3 separate regions of the Homo sapiens genome follow, and all the other regions are linked to region 1. A link is a contact called in ENCODE Hi-C or POLR2A ChIA-PET data. All regions are on one chromosome and are shown on one strand. The core of a region is the stretch at or near the end of the contact, and the rest is flanking DNA. Distances in the headings are between cores, read along the strand shown. Region 1 holds the start of ZNF462 (zinc finger protein 462). Region 2 has its middle 110 kb from the start of ZNF462. Region 3 has its middle 65 kb from the start of ZNF462.

Evidence for each region. A loop is a pair of places that touch in the nucleus more often than their neighbours do. ChIA-PET counts read pairs that join two places held with the same protein, here RNA polymerase II (POLR2A). Pooled maps may share reads with other maps.
Region 2: a map of psoas muscle shows a loop between it and region 1 (4-fold over the local background). The contact joins the enhancer-like site here to the promoter of ZNF462 in region 1. A Hi-C loop is called at or near these places in 3 of 168 maps with a recorded cell type or tissue (GM12878, gastrocnemius medialis and psoas muscle), 6 of 37 single-sample maps with no recorded cell type and 7 of 50 pooled maps. POLR2A ChIA-PET finds 5 or more read pairs at or near these places in 1 of 52 experiments (HEK293T).
Region 3: a map of endothelial cell of umbilical vein shows a loop between it and region 1 (7-fold over the local background). The contact joins the enhancer-like site here to the promoter of ZNF462 in region 1. A Hi-C loop is called at or near these places in 7 of 168 maps with a recorded cell type or tissue (Caco-2, MCF 10A, PC-9 and 4 more) and 4 of 50 pooled maps. POLR2A ChIA-PET finds 5 or more read pairs at or near these places in 6 of 52 experiments (A549, Caco-2, HEK293 and 3 more).

The regions. Positions count from the first base shown.
Region 1 is chr9:106,860,367-106,865,501 of GRCh38, reverse strand. It overlaps ZNF462 (zinc finger protein 462), which reads right to left and starts at 2,336. Exons shown (of 13, transcript NM_021224.6): 1 at 2,147-2,336. LOC105376204 (a long non-coding RNA gene) reads left to right here and starts at 4,982. Exons shown (of 1, transcript XR_005646978.2): 1 at 4,982-5,135.
Region 2 is chr9:106,752,856-106,757,990 of GRCh38, reverse strand. No RefSeq gene overlaps it. Among named protein-coding and RNA genes, the nearest start is that of ZNF462, 110 kb to the left of the region's middle. RefSeq lists an enhancer at 4,626-4,835. Within about 2 kb of position 2,155, at least 6 of the 41 ENCODE cell types and tissues checked have a DNase peak (open chromatin) inside an H3K27ac peak, as active enhancers do; they include gastrocnemius medialis and psoas muscle, where a contact is called at or near this core.
Region 3 is chr9:106,795,453-106,800,587 of GRCh38, reverse strand. No RefSeq gene overlaps it. Among named protein-coding and RNA genes, the nearest start is that of ZNF462, 65 kb to the left of the region's middle. Within about 2 kb of position 3,192, at least 2 of the 41 ENCODE cell types and tissues checked have a DNase peak (open chromatin) inside an H3K27ac peak, as active enhancers do.

The DNA.
Region 1 (5,135 bases), core at 1,087-3,586:
TTGCAGGATTATTCTTATTATTTTTTATATTTGCAGAAATCAACTCAAATCAGACAATAAAGTCTTGCAATGCATCAAAACATGATGATAACCAAACCCTAGAACTCAAAAAAATCTCAGCTTAGGGCCATCACCATCTTCACAAGGAGGAAATCACATTTCCTGGTGACTTTCAGGAGACCTGGAGCAGCTTAAAGTTGTGTGAAGACCTCAGTGGAACTGTTTTAAGGTTTTTGCCTTGCCTTTCCTGAAGGAGGTCAAAACCCTTCAGGTCCACTCAAAAGGAGAAAAAAAATTCCAAAAGTTTACTTTAAAATGGAAACAAACGCCTCAATAACTTGTGAAAGCACTCTTTGGTGGAGAAAAATCTGAGGAACCCTTAAAAGCCCTCATTTCCTTGCATAATGAATAGACAGTGAGGAACCACCACAAGGTTTCCCTCTGGAAAGAGAGAAGGAGTAGGCAAGCAAGCCTCCTCCTCCTCCAGCCATCACCAACAGAGCTTCAAAATGGAGACATCCATAATTTTATAAACACTTCTCATCTCAGCTTTGTCTCCTGGAAACCCGCTCTCCTCCATTTTCTGGTGGAGTTACAACATGACACGGCTTACCTGACTCAGTTCCCAGCTCTTAACCAAACTAGTCACTTCCTCCAAAAACCTGCAAGCAACCTCCAGAAACAAAACCAAAGCAAACCAAACAGCCAACACAGACACTCAGACACAGCCCCCGGGAGCCCTGGGAGAAAGCCCCAACTGGTTGGTCTTTCCCCATCCCAGACGCGTGCTTAAAAATGAAACTTTTTTTTTTCTTGGTTGGGGAGGAATATAAAAGGAACTCCAGGCAGCCTCCCTCCCTCCCTCTCTGTAGGTTAGAAGCCACAATGAAAAGAAAACGAGGGTTCCTTCAGGAATGGTGAACAGCCTGGAGAATGAACGTGAGAAGGAGCTTTGTGTTTTGGAGTCTGGACTGGAACCAAAGCAGACAGCTTGCAAATGGAGGACAGGGAGATAAAGAAAGGGAAAGAGGGGCTGCTCCAATGGGGGGCGGCTGCGGCTTCCCCTCGTGCCTGGAAGGAGGGCAGACCCCTGGGAACTGCACCAGGAGTGAGACGCCCCCCCAGGCCCCTGCCTTCCTTTCTCCCTTCCTCAGAGGAGAGCCAAGCGTGTGTAATGGCTTCTCCTCTCCAGAAACCGTTGTCCTCCTCCACCAGACGCTTCTGAACCTCCAGCCTGGAGACAGCTCCTCAGCCGCTCCTGAACCTGCGCCCCCCACCCGGCCGGTGCCCCCCGCTCCTCGCCTCTCTGTTCACCAGCAGCACCGGCACCAGCAGCTGCAGCAGCCACCCCCCGACACATCCCGACCCCGCATCCCAACTTCGGGGAGAGGGAGAGAGAGAGAGAGAGAGAGAGAGAGAGAGAGAGAGAGAGAGAGAGAGAGAGAGAGAGAGAGAGAGAGAGCCAAATACCTGAGGAAGAGGGGGGCTGCCAATCCGCACGGCTTTGCCATCGGGCGGGGGACAGGCAGACAGAAGGGGGAAAGGAAGGAGAGGGACAGAGAAAGAAAGAGGTCAACCCGCTCAGGTCGGGGCCGCTCGCACGGAGCTCTCCCTCCTCTGACCCTCGCTCGCTCCCTCTGGCTCTCGGCTCAGGTCTCCGGCCTCCCGCCCTCCGCCCCCCTCTGTCCCTACTCCTGTCCCCACACTCGGAGCATCCGTCCTAAGCCTCCAGCTCTCTTCTCACTCATCTTTCATTTTCTCTTCTCTTCATAGAACTACACGAAATTAATTAAGCCACCGCGCTCACTCCCCCCAGCAGGAGCAGCAGCCAGCAGGAAAAGCACAGCCACCTCCACTGCCACCACTACCACCTTCTCCTCCTCTTCCTCCTCCTCCTCTTCCTCCCTCGCTTCTCCTCCTCCTCTTCCTCCTCCCCCTCCTGCTCTCCCTCCTCCCCCTCCTCCTCTTCTCTCTCGCTTCTTCTCCTCTTCCAACAGCCAGTCCATGCAGGGGACTTCCTCTCCTCCCCGCTCCTCCAACCCTCCTTGGCCGAATGAATGAGCGCGTTTGTGCCTCCACCACCCCGCGCTCTCTTCCCCGGAGCACTCGGACCACCCCGAGGTGGTTGTTAATTGCAGTAACTTACAGAAGAAGCGTCCCGGCGCCGGGAGGTGCTTCGGGTTCTCCAGCCCCACCGCCTCCTTATCCTCTTTCTCTTTCTCCTCTTCCTGCTCGGGTTATTGTTGTGGAAGTTGTTTGGGAGTCTCATGTGCTTCTGCCGGGTCTCAGCAATGGAGGATCGCCATCTTCCCTGCCTTCCTCGGCTCCTCAGACTCGCTGCAGCTGCAGATGACCTGAGATATCCGTCTCTCTCCCTCTCTCTCTCTCTCCCTCCCTCCCTCTCCCTCTCACTCTCTCTCTCCCCTCTCTCTCCTCTTCTCTCTCCTCTCCTCCCTCTCCCTCGCGCGCTCTCTCTCTCTCCCTCCCTCTGTGTCTCTCTCTGAATAATGAGCAACCAGGGGGAGAGAGAAAGCAAGACAGAAAGAGAGAAGGAAGACAATCTTCTCCTGCCACACAAAACGCCGGAGCACCAGGGGGTGCGCGAAGCCTTTCTAATAACAACAACAACGTGCAGCAGAGAGGAAGGAAAAAAAGAAAGAAAGAAAGAAATGAGGAAAAAGGCTAGGGGAAAAAAGAGGAAGAATTATCCAAGAGCTCGAGAAGAGCAGAAGGAGAAGCTGGAGGAGATGCTGAGGCTGCTGCTGCTGTTCCCCCTCCCCCCTGCTGAACCCCAGAAGGAGGCAAGGTGGTTGCAAAGTTAAGGCTGGGACATTGTCTTTGTCACTCAGAGCCAGGCCAGTGAGATGCAAGAGGAGGAGGTGGCGGCGGCAGAGGAGGAGGAGGTGGTGGTGGAGGAGGGGGAGGAAGAGGAGGAGAAGGAGGCAAAGGAGAAGGAGGCAAAGGAGAAGGAGAAGGGGAAGAGGGAGATGAGATGATGAATAAAGACCTGCGGAGAAGGCGGTGCGAGGAGCGCGGCCGCCGGGCCGAGGCGTGCGCGCTCGCGTCCCGGTGGCGCCCGGCAGCCCTGGCCCGCAGAGGAAGCCCCCGGTGAGGACCCTGCCCGGCAGCTCATAGCGCTCCCAACGTCAGCCCTGCCCGAGGCGCCGAGCCCGAGCCCCAGAGGGTCCCTTACTTGCATCCATCTAGAGGCCAACCTTTGCAAAGAACATACGTGGGGAACTGGAGGTTGCAAGTATAAACCCAGATCAACCACGTGGGGCTTTTTAATCCCTTTCCAGCTTGCGGTGTGAGTATTTCCAGTGAAAAGCTCAAATTGTCCATTACTGGCACGTATTTTGAAGTCTTCTCTCCTGAAATAAAGGCTCATTGTGCGTTTTATTTCTTTCCTGATATGGAAGGTGGGGGGGTGGAGGAGGAAAAGAGCCCATCATTCCGAGCTTCGGAACCACCACTTTCTTTTCCTAACTTGTGAAATGTTTTGACTGCGCACCAAAAGAAAAAAAGAACGCCTGCTTAAATAACTTTACACCCTCCAGCCCCGCGTTGTTTGCACTTTCTGGCTGATCATCTAAAGGCTCGGAAAGTAACAATCAGCGCTCTTAATGATAAGGTGTCATGGTGTTGAAGACACGCGAGCCAAGATGAAGCTTTCACACCTTGAATTTTTATTTAGTGTAATCTCTCCCGTATCATTCTGAACTATCTCTTTTGCAAAGGAGTGGTTCCCCCCCTCCACCACCAGGTCGAAAGTCTCCTACGGTTTTAATTGGACTGGGAGCGGTGGGGGTTGGGGATGGGGGTTCTACAGTATCAAAAAAATCAATGCAGCAAGTCAGGAGCAATTGAAGTTCAAGGGCATGGGCTGATTGTACCATTTCTATTTCTTGGATCTTGGAGTTGGACATCAACAGCCTCAGGAGAGAGAAACGCGCAGCGCGCGGGGCAGAAAGAGACCTTAATTAAAGTTTCTTTTGTCCGCGTCTGAATTGGGGATGTTGCTGGATTCCTTTGCATTGAGGAGCGCGCATCCGGTGAAGGCGCGGTGTTAAGGATCCTGGGCAAGTCTGTCCTCTTTAAATACTCGCCCTTTCTCCTCCCTCCCCCCAAGCAACAGTCCGAGAAGATATATACCTATAAATCCATACAATAAAGGAAGAGGAGGAGACGCGCGCGGAGTTGGTTCCCATCCGATAGCGGGGCTTCATAAACAGATCTAAATCCTCATTTTCCAAGATTTTCCCGACCCTATATTCCTGAGCAGAATCTCTCACCCCGAGGCACGATTTCACCCACTTCCAGTCAACACTTCCTGCCCTTTTCTCCTCCCACTCACATTGAAAAGCTCGGGATCCCTAAAAGGGTGTTGATGGCGGGGGTGATAAATAAATAAATAAATGACACTCTACGCGTGCGGTGGAGAAGAAAGGAGGGGGAGGGAGAGGAAAGGCGAGGAGAGGGAAGAGAAGTAAGGAGACGAGAACAAGGCGCAGAAAGGACAGAGGCGAAAGGGGAACGGGAGTCACCGAGAAGAGAAAGAAGAAAGGAGAGAGGAGGAGGACGCTGAGGCTGTTCCGGATTGAAATGATCCCGGCTTTGTGCGGCTTTGGGAGGACTCCCCCTTCCGAGTGCCCGGAGGGACCTAGGGAAGTCCTCCTGCCCCGAGCTCCTCCCCACCGGGACCCGGGGGGTGTCTGAGCGCTGGCCGCCGCCACCCCATAAATTCCTCGTGGCAACCGGAGGAAGCGCGCCAGGTCTCCGCCGTCCCTCCACTGTCCCGGCTGATAATTTACCTCTTTGTCTTTAATAAAAAGCTGACTTTTTCTGTCAAGCTCTGCACCGGGAAAATAACAATCGTATTTCAGGTTGAAAGCTCCTATTACTGCTGGGTTTTGGAGGCTGCGATAAAATCTTCATCGACGTGAAGGTACCTTCTGGGTTGGCTTGGGTCGTAAGTCCTAAGATGGGGGCCGTCCTTCCCTGGGGGCAGGGACGTAGGGAACCAGGCGGTGGGGAGGGAGAAAGGAGCGACGAGGTCAGAGGAAACCTTGGGTTTCCAAGGCTCCTGGGGCACCAAAGGGCTTCCCGCAGTCGGGGAATTGAGCCCTGGGGAGGAG
Region 2 (5,135 bases), core at 906-3,405, 110 kb after region 1:
AGTCGCCTTGCTGCCCTCTATCAGAAAGTATATAGATTGCCTTATAAAACTATTTATAATCTTTTTCCCCCACATTAAGTGAATGATGTCTTTAAAAAAAAGGAAAAGGAGGAGTCTCTACCCACAGACAAGAACTCCCCCATTGGGAGTGCTTCCTCTGTCTCCTGCTTGCAGTGACACCACCTGGAGGGAACCCACCACCCCCCCACCACCACCACCCCCAGCAGCTCCAGCAACAGGCCTGCCAGAGATCTGAGCAGATGTTTCTGCTTTTCAGACCCAGGCGTTTCCTCTCTTCTAGGAGCACATGCCAGCACAGTCAATATCTGGAAACCCGCTGCTTCACAGTAGGGCTGAGAACTAAACTGGTACTTTACTAGAAAATGGTAATAAAGCAATTTGAATTGCTTTTCATCCTCCTTGCTCTTAACAGCTTTTAGGTTCATATGAGACCAATCAATTAATCCTGCTTCAGAGCTACAGGAATGGGGTGTTTTCCAGCCTCTGAATAGGAGATGGGCCCATAACAGAGATTTTTCCAGCCGTATTTCACAAGGACCATTTAGCCTGGCATCTAGAGCAATGGTGGGCAGAGGTGCCACTTGGTTGGCACCATATTCTTACAGCCTGGCCAGTTCCCCAGGTGCAAAAGAATGGCTTCTACCCCAAAGGCAAACCATAAATGTGATTCTTCTTTGTATAGTCTTTTCCTTCCATTCTCATTTCCTTCAATCCCAGGTTTCTGTATGAAAGAGTTAATAAGGTAGAGGATGATTCACCTGCATGGAAACTGATATGTACATTAAAAAAGGAGCTGCCATTTCCTTCCTGATCAAGTGTGATGTAGTTCCTTTGAAAGCCTCCTCTCTCACCTTGAGGAAGTTCTTACAGATCTCAGCATCCATAGATCTGTGTCCAGCACACAGTAACACTCAGAGAATAATGGATGAAGTGGATTAAAATAGAAATGAAATGAAAATTTAGAAAGAATGGAGGCGAGGGAAGGATTTTTTCCTATTTTTTCATGACCAAGTATTGAATATTATTATTTTAAGAATTAATATATTTTAAAAATCTTCACATTAAAAGATAAATGGGGCTGGGCATGGTGGCTCATGCCTGTAATCCCAGGACCTTGGGAGGCCGAGGAGGGCAGATCACTTGAGGCTAGGAGTTCGAGACCAGCCTGTCCAACATCGTGAAACCCCATCTCTACTAAAAATACAAAAAGTAGCTGGGCATCGTGGCAGGTGCCTGTAATCTCAGCTACTTGGGAGGGTAAGGCAGGAGAATTGCTTGAACTTGGGAGGTGGAGGTTGTAGTGAGCCGAGATCTCGCCACTACACTTCAGCCTGGGTGATAGAGCAAGACTTTGTCTCAAAAAAAAGAAAATTAATAAATAAAGACAAATGGTTAGTCCATAAATGGAAGGTAACAGATTAAAAGTGGTCAATGCCCGTGGACGAACATATTTACTCTGGCACACGAATTGGTGTTGAGAGAAATTTATGTTCTTCCTTCATTGTGAAATTAGTGGAGGGTATTTATCCACCTCAGCACAGATATTTGCCAGAAGTTGTCTCAAGACCTCAAGCACAACTTGTTTAGACATTTTCCAGTTGTAATTTTTTTCTAGGCTGTTAAAAATATTGACTTTGACAGCTTTAAAATGATGGCCTCAGAATTGGAATAATTTACATTCTGGAATTAAGATAATTCAAGCATTTCTGCTGGCAAGGAACAAGGGTAGGAACCAGTTATATAAATCCCAGATTTGTGGGAGACTGAACCATTAGCATAGATTCGTCGTCTGTGGATATTCAGAGCAGTCACCTTCCCATGTAAATGAATCTTTATGTCTCTTCCAGGCAGGCCCAGATTCTGAGCTATTTTCGTAACTTCTTTCGGATCAGGTGATCTGGAAGAGGGTGGGCGAAGGCGTCAGACTCAGGCCACACTCATGTTGCCGGCCTCTTGGTGTTCTGCAAGAGACACAGAAAGCCTGAGGAAAAATTCTAGCCACTGTCTGGCTGTTGTGTGTTTACCTTAGACGTTCTCTCCTTTAACTCCTGAGTCTCAGTCCCAGAGAGTCAACATAGAAGGCATTCAGAACAGCTCAGTGGTCCTGGACCTGACCCAGCTCTCTCTGCCAGATTCCAAACACACCTGCTAAACAGATTCTTTTCTCCCAGCGCTCTGCTGACATTTCAGCTGGAACCAAAGTCACTCTCTTAGTCCACAGCATTCCTCTGACTGCTAACGGGACCATTTGTCCTCTCCATTCCTTAGGAGTTTCTCTTTGACTCTGACTGGAAACACCTAAGTCAAAAGAAAACTTGGTCCAAACCCCGAGGCTATGGCTGGGAAATAATGGAGTGGTAATCATATTCAATAGGAAACAATGAAAGCAACAGCTTCCCTCAAATGGATTCGTCCTCATCCTTGGTACTAGGTACACTTGTGCTTGTCACATTTTGTCATCCTCGAGTGGCTCTGAGGTGTCATCCAGATTTCACAAGTGAAAAAAAGATTAGAAAAACTAAAGAATTTCCCCAGAGGCACCTGACTGGTGACTAGGTCAGATGGACCCCAAGCCCATGGTTTGGATATTTCAGCTGTCACCTCTAGCAAAGATGTAGATGACTATCCCTGTGGAAATCAAGAGGTGGAAGAGACACTGGAGATGACAAGGGCTTCTCCCAAATACGTATCATGTGCATGAGTGTAAGTTCAAATCAGTCACGGCATCATGGTCATTTGGAATTCTGTGATTGGAAGATATATTAAAGCCCTTCTAAATCAAATCTTTAACGCTCAAAGCCTGACACCCTTAAGCATATGGCAGATTATTAACCGGGGATGATTTTGACCCTCTGGGAACATTTGGTGATGTCTGAAGGTATTTTCAGTTGTCACAACTTGGGCCGGACGCCTGTGGGTAGTAGAGACCAGGGATGCAGCTAAAACTCCTGCAGTGCTCAGGACAGCCACACCCCACCCCATTCCCTTCAGCACAAAACAGAATTATCTGAATCAGATCATGTCAGTAGTGTTGAAGTTGAGAAACCCTGAAAAATGGAAAGGCAAGATGAGAGAAACATGGACACTGGAGATCATCTGGATCAAGCCCCTCAATGTTATTAAAAAAAGAGACCCAAAATGGTGAAGTCACTAACCCTTGGTCACATGGCAAGATTTTGGTAGAGTTGGAGTTGAACTACACTGGACATGAGCATATGAATAGCTATATTAATAAATATCTATAATAATATGAACAATCACAATTGCAATGCATTAATAGAAAAATGTAAAAAGAAAAATATTGACAGTTATTATCACCAGGGATAGTCACATTTACTCTGCATATGTAGGTACAACAAGTATGACAGGAAGATACTGCCCATATATAATTCCTGTTTAAAAAAAACTTTTTTTTTTTGAGCAACAAGAGAGGAATGAACCAGCTTAAAATCTCACAGCTCATAAGAACCTGGAATTGAACTCTTTTCTCTTAAATCAAAGGCCTTTGGGATGACCAGCAGGGCCTTGGTTCTTTCCATGACTGAAAGGGCATTAAAAAGAGAAAGTTTATACCCATATACATGAAAACCGCAGGATATTCAAACATCTTTTGTAGTATCACAGTCATCTGCATTTGATATATCTTTTGAGTCTATTGCTATGAAGGATGTTGCATTTACTCCTGCAGGCTCTGCTATTGGGTATATAAATCGCTCTAAAATTTCTGGAGGATAATTAAGCACTATGTATGAGGAGCCACCCTTTGATACAGTGATTTTACTTGTTGGAATCTGTCCTAAGAAAACAATTAGAGTTGCAGATAGATTTATGCACAGATATTATGATAATAATAATAGCTGGGATTTATCGAGCTCACACCATATGCCAGAGTCTGTTTTAAGTGCTTTCCATGCATCATCTTATTTGCTCCTCATAACACTATGAGGTAAGTATTATTCTCATCCCCATTTATACATGGGAAGCTGAGGCTTAGAGAGTCTCAGTAATTTGGCCAAGGTTACTTGGCTACTATATTATAAAGGGAATTCAAGGCCAGGCAAACTGATTCACAGGGTTTCTTCATTTTAATTGCTATACAATACCAACTGATAGCAGTAAATTACACATTTATCAGGAAACATTGGAAAGAATCTGATGTCTAACATGAGTGCACTTGGTTAGGGGAGTTATGGCCTGTTTCCTCTTTTGGTATCTTGGCCTAAAGTAAACCTGGACTATGTCTTCCTTGGGTAGAAAAGGATGGCAGATCTGCTTGGAGGCTTTGCAGATAGTTCATATTTGTGCAGTCTGTCATTTAATAGAGCTTAACTCTGGTCACAGGAAGGAGAATGCAGCAGACCGGAACTCAGACAGACCTCAGTTTGAATCCTGGCTTGGCCACATCCTAGAAGCTCAGCCTTTGATAAGGCACATTTTCTTCACCAAACCTCACTTTCCACATCATTAAAATGGGGAAGTCACATCCACCTGGTGGAGTGGCTGCATGAAACCCTTGACTTGCAGAAGTGCTCAATGACGCACAGTGGGTGCTCACTATGAGTTAGGTGACTAGAAATAGGCAGAGATGGAGCCCTGCATTGGTGACCTGAGAAGGAAGGCTTGCTGCTGTCTGAGGGAAGGGGATTCCCAGCTGTGCTTGGGGAAGAGGAAGTCAGCGAAAGCCACTTAAGAACGTTGAATTCTTGTGGACAAGTCCTGTAAACAGCTTTAGAACAATGTAAATAGGATAACTGACAAGTCCTGTGAACAGCTTTAAAACAATGTAAATAGGATAACTGACAACAAGTCCTGTGAACAGCTTTAGAAAAATGTAAATAGGATAACTGGCTGTGAAAATTAACACAAACAGGAAAAACAGACTCTGAGAAATCCAGAGACCTGAATGCCTATGGGAGAGGGCTCTTTCTTCTGTAGAAGCCCAGGCAGGGTCTTATGGCCCCCCATCTGGGTGAGCACTTGAGGTGCAGAAGCTTGGAGAAGAACGAGTAATCAAGGAGCTGCCCCAGCCTCAGATCAGACCTACTGGACCCTAACTCTGGAGAATAAAACTGGGGATGTCACTGCAGTGACTGGATGCACATTTCTTGGTCAGC
Region 3 (5,135 bases), core at 1,943-4,442, 66 kb after region 1:
GAGGTTGCCATGAGCCTAGATTGTGCCACTGCCACCTGGGTGACAGAGTGAGACTCTGTCTCAAAAAAAAAAAAAAAAAAAAAGAAGATTATGTTCTCTCTGAAGTTTTTCATGACATCCCCTCTTGGCTGTTATATGGTTTCATAGTACTTTTATCCTTGAAGCACCAAACACATTATATTTTAGTGACCACTTTATATCCCATTCCTTCTGCTGGGTGTTGAACTTTTTCAGAAAATAATTTCTTGTTCACTTTAATAAGCCTAGTACTTCGCCCAGAACCTGGCACACAGTAGGCACTAAATGATTATTTGGTGAATAAATGAAGGTCATATGTCGTAGTGGATGCTGTTGGTGATCCAGACAAATCCCCTTGTATACCATCCTACAGCTTCTGGCTGCTTTGCCTCTAACAGCTTATACTAGTGACCTTCTGAAGAGAACCACTTTTGAGCTGTTGGACAATTTTTGCTTGGACCTCCCGAGAGCCAAAGTGCTTGGTAGTTTACATCCCTTGAGGGCATCTGAAGCCAATGTTTTACTGGTGCAGCAGTATGAAATTCCAGCTCCTTTGCCCCAGTGTAGACCAAACTGCAACATTAAATATCCTCCAGAGTTCCCCACAGATTCAGGTTGAGGCTGGAACTTCACCTGATATTACATCATGTTCAGCTTCTTCCTTTTTCCTATTCTGATTTCCCGACGCTTACCAATTTCTCCAGAGAATCCTTCTTTAGTAGGTCACCGATGAAACAATCCTCATCTCAGGTTCTGCTTCTGGGAAACCCAAATGAATACCTCAGTTGCTTCTCAGTGCTAGAATTATACATGCAAGCTTATTTATTTATTTATTTTGCCATTTACACTGAGGTAATAAACATGTTCCAAATAGCCAAGTAACTTCAAAAAGCATTAGAGATAGAACCTCTGTAATTATTTTCCAATCTCATTTCTATAATGTAAAATACCTTTTATGGGGAGGCATATACATTGATAAAAATATTGACAGGAAAGACTGGCTTTCTTCTTAACAAAAATAATTGCGTCTTTCTAAAACAAAACAAAACAAAAAAAACAAAAAACAAAAAAACCCAGGAAGCCAGCACCGATGTTAAATCAGAACACTCATATGCCAGAGTTGATGAGATGGGACCCTAACATATGAGTCACAGAAAAAACACAGCTGGAATGAAGCAAGACATTCCGGCACATTCAGGAATGTCACTAATTTATTTCTGAATACTTGGGAAAATGTAGTCAACTGTGTAACACATACCTCTCTGTTTGCTATTTCTCATTTCACCTCTTGCTTTCTCTATTTCTGTATCTCTCCAGATCTGTTTCTCTCACTGTCCCAAAATAGCCCGCAAATTTCTTTCCATCCTCTGGTGACTGTAGCTGCAGTGAAACTGAGGTGCCAATGGAAGGAGCAACAGCTGAAAAATATGGCTTTCTTAATGGCTGTGTATATTTTCCAAAAAGAGTAGATCACTGGCATTTTAAAAGGATCATAAATATATCATTAATGAAACTGGAAGCCATCATTTCAGTAGCCAGATTAGTGTCAGGAGTTGACATTGTTCCTAGAGGAGCGAAGAACACTAAAAGAAAATTATCCAAGTTCAAATATCTCCATGATGCACAGGCATTGGGTGAATGACACTTGGGGAAACACACACATCAATATCTTTTAAGTGTAAACTGTCCTTTCTGAAACCCTTGGGCTGGTGACAACTTGACACAGAGAAGACATAACTCTGCATAGGCTATTTAACCAAGTAAAGATGATTGTCAGTTTTCTCCAGTTTTTCTTTGTTAATAGTCTATAAACACGGATGTGCCTATTAGGTGTAGCTTCCTCTCTTTATTTGAAATCACCATTAAATTGCTCTCCAAAAATATTGTAGAGCAGCCGCAGACCTCACTGAACAATAACTTTATAAGCTCTCCCTCTCTCCCTTGAGCTTTCGTCCGCTTAGCTGCCCGTCCTCAGGCTCCGAGTGTGTAATCAGGCCCAGCCTCCTGCAGAGCACCATCAGGAAAATGGCAGCTCTCACTGAGAGACAGCAGAGCCATTCACAGTCGTGGAGCTATTGAAACATTGACAGATATGACAGACATTTCCAAAGCTGTGCGAAGCATTAATTTTAATGTATGCTATGTGTCCTTACTTAGTAAATATTTATTTGACTGTGAAAGATAGGAGAGGTAATCACTGCTTTCCTTCAAATACAGTTGCTGTGTGAGCCCCAGCCCCCTTCTCTTGAGGGAGCTGAGGACTCAGTCCTGGAGTTTTGAAACAAAACATGGGAGAAGAAAAAGAGGCAAGAGACAAGACCTCTATTGTAGAGTTAAATGTTAACATTCTTCTGTGTTTTATTCAAAGTGTTTCCTTTGGTCACATGGATACAGCATAATCACATTAGCTCAGCAACTAACAAGAATCATGCTTAGCTAGAAAATAATTTCTAGGAAGTCTGGATTGGCAATAAGATTTTATCTGAAGATGGGTCAACCTAGCTGACGTTGTCTTCTATTCCAGCTTTCCTGTCTGAATCTCCTATTATGATCTTCTCAGTTAACCTCTATTGTCATTGACCATCTGATCTACATAGGGGGTCACTCTGGGGCCACCATATCTTCAGATGTAGAGCAGACAATTTAGGCAATTTCACTCTTCAAATTAAATGGTTGGAGAAGTGGGAAGGCAGTAGATTGGGTCACGACAATCATCACTGAGCACCTGCAAAGGGGTAGTTATGTTTACATGTACTATCTCAGATAATCCCAACAACTCCCTGTGAGGCAGGCAGCATTAGCACTCTTTCCAGCGTCACATAATGGCAGGATTGAGACGATTGAGATATAGACTCGGGTCTTTGAAATCCAAGGTCTGGTGCTTTGTCTGCTACTCTGCAACAGAGAGTATTGCATACATAAAATCACTTTGTAAACCTTATATCTTTATAAAAATGTTAGCTACTGCTACTGTGGACAGTGGAAAATGTGCTTGTTAGTTTTGTCTGGCTGGTTAGTCATCCAGGGCTTTTCTAATGAGGCAATGAACCCAACAGGGGTGAGAGGATGAGTTGCCAAGCCTTCACGTCGACTTTGTGTGCACTAATTAAACATCATGCCTGGATAAATGGCCCAGGATGGCAAAGTCCACAGCTTCTCACAGAAGTTTCCAGGAAGTCTCTTGGTTGCCTGAAGATGATTTGGTCATGAATGAGGTGCAACCTCAAGCCTCCTTCACTGGCTCTGTGTGACTGGGTACATTAACCTTTCATTGTATCAGTAGCAAACTGTGGTGTGAATGTCCAGTGGGCCCCCAAAATCAATTTCTCCTTGGTGAGTACTTGTTAAATGGATGTCTATTTCATTCTAATATACAAGGAGAGTGACATATATTGGATTCTAAAATATTAATTTATTATAAGTTTTTTTTTTCTTTGAACCTATGCTGTTTATCTTGGCAAGCTCTCTTAAATATCCTTTGACCTTTTCCAAAATGTCTTATTTGTTAAGTTTGCTCTCTTCAGTTTTTTGTATTCAGTGAAACTCTTTGGAATTTTCCTCAGACAAAATTTTACACTGGAGAGGGAGCCACACATAGTCAAAGTTTATGGGGAATAGATTTATGTTTGAAAACTATGCCAGATATTAGTCATGCATACTATGTTATAATATCAAGGCAGCTCTAGTCTAGTGTCTTAAAATCAGCTAGTTCCCTACCCAAAACTTTACTAAATCTGAGGGATACTCTACCTTTTCTGTCTGAAGTTCTGCATATATATATTTTTTTAATTTAAGCAGTTGTGTTGTCAGATTTTTATGGCTTTTTTACATTGAGGTAAAGGTAGGTTCTCTTGTTGAGCACCTAAAAAAAAATCACAAACAGAAAAGCAACGACTTCTTAAAAGTCCTAAATTTTCTAGTCACTCAAATAAGAATGCATTTGCTGATGGTTAATATAAAGATGGGTCAGGTCTGGTCTCCAACTAATATGACTCAGGATCTCTAAGTTCAACAGAGCAAAGACTCTTTCATTAGAGCTAAGACTCATTCTACTATATCATTAGAACAAAGACTCAACATCTGGCATAAGCAGACCATGATCTTATTTGGAGCCCAAGCTGTTTTTCTGATCCAGTACTGATGTTTGGGGGCAAGTCTTTATTTACTTGGTGCTATGATAAAGGTTTTCACATATATTATCCCACTGATGCTTAAACAAAACCCTGTAAAGTGGTACTATTTTCAATGTTTTACAAATAGGGATAATAAGCCCCTAAAAGTTTAATTAATTTGCTCAAGATTGAAGCTGGGATGTGAACCTAATGTTTCTAAATTTCAATTCTGTGCTCTTTCATTGATGATTTGTTATAACTGGCTCCTATTGTTAAGAAGACATGGTATATGGAGCAATGAGGAAACTACCAAGCCATTCTGGTTAATTATATCCATCAGTCAACTCAAAGGCATCCTTAGTCTGCAACTTCTTTTTTGTCCAACATTAAGCTTGAGAATGATGAGATATTATGGCTGTCTAATAATGGCCCTGCCCATAATTCTTTACATTCATCCAAAGCAAATGGTGAACTATTGCCCAAAATGACAATGTTTGGTCATTCATTTGCTTCAAATAACTGGCCTGGGGCCTCCTCCTACCCAGCCCAAACTAGGATTCTGGTGGAAAAAAATATTCTCTCTCTCCTGGTAGATATCTGCTTCATAAACCCTTAAGATCATCCTTAGCCCTTTAGAGACATATTCTGTGATCAAAATTTCTTATTCTAGAAGAGTCATGCAATTCATTATGGACCTGGGACACGATAAAGGGCTTAGCCTTATTTGTAGAGAAGAATCTGCCTGCTAAGACTTGAGAGGAAGAAAAAATGTAAAAGGTGGAAGGGCCTTTGAAACACTGATTTGTCATAAAATTATGGGTTTCTTGGTAAATTTGTATGCAGCTACTTCCTGAAAATGAGTATGCATTGTAAAAAATGGTCAGTTTAGTCCTCCAACATTTTGAGGCTGAACAAAGTTGAGGCATAAATTGTTTATGGTAAGAGGCTGGTTTCTGTCAAGAAAACAGTCCCAAAAATCCAAGGAGCAGTTTTTTTGTTGATGAA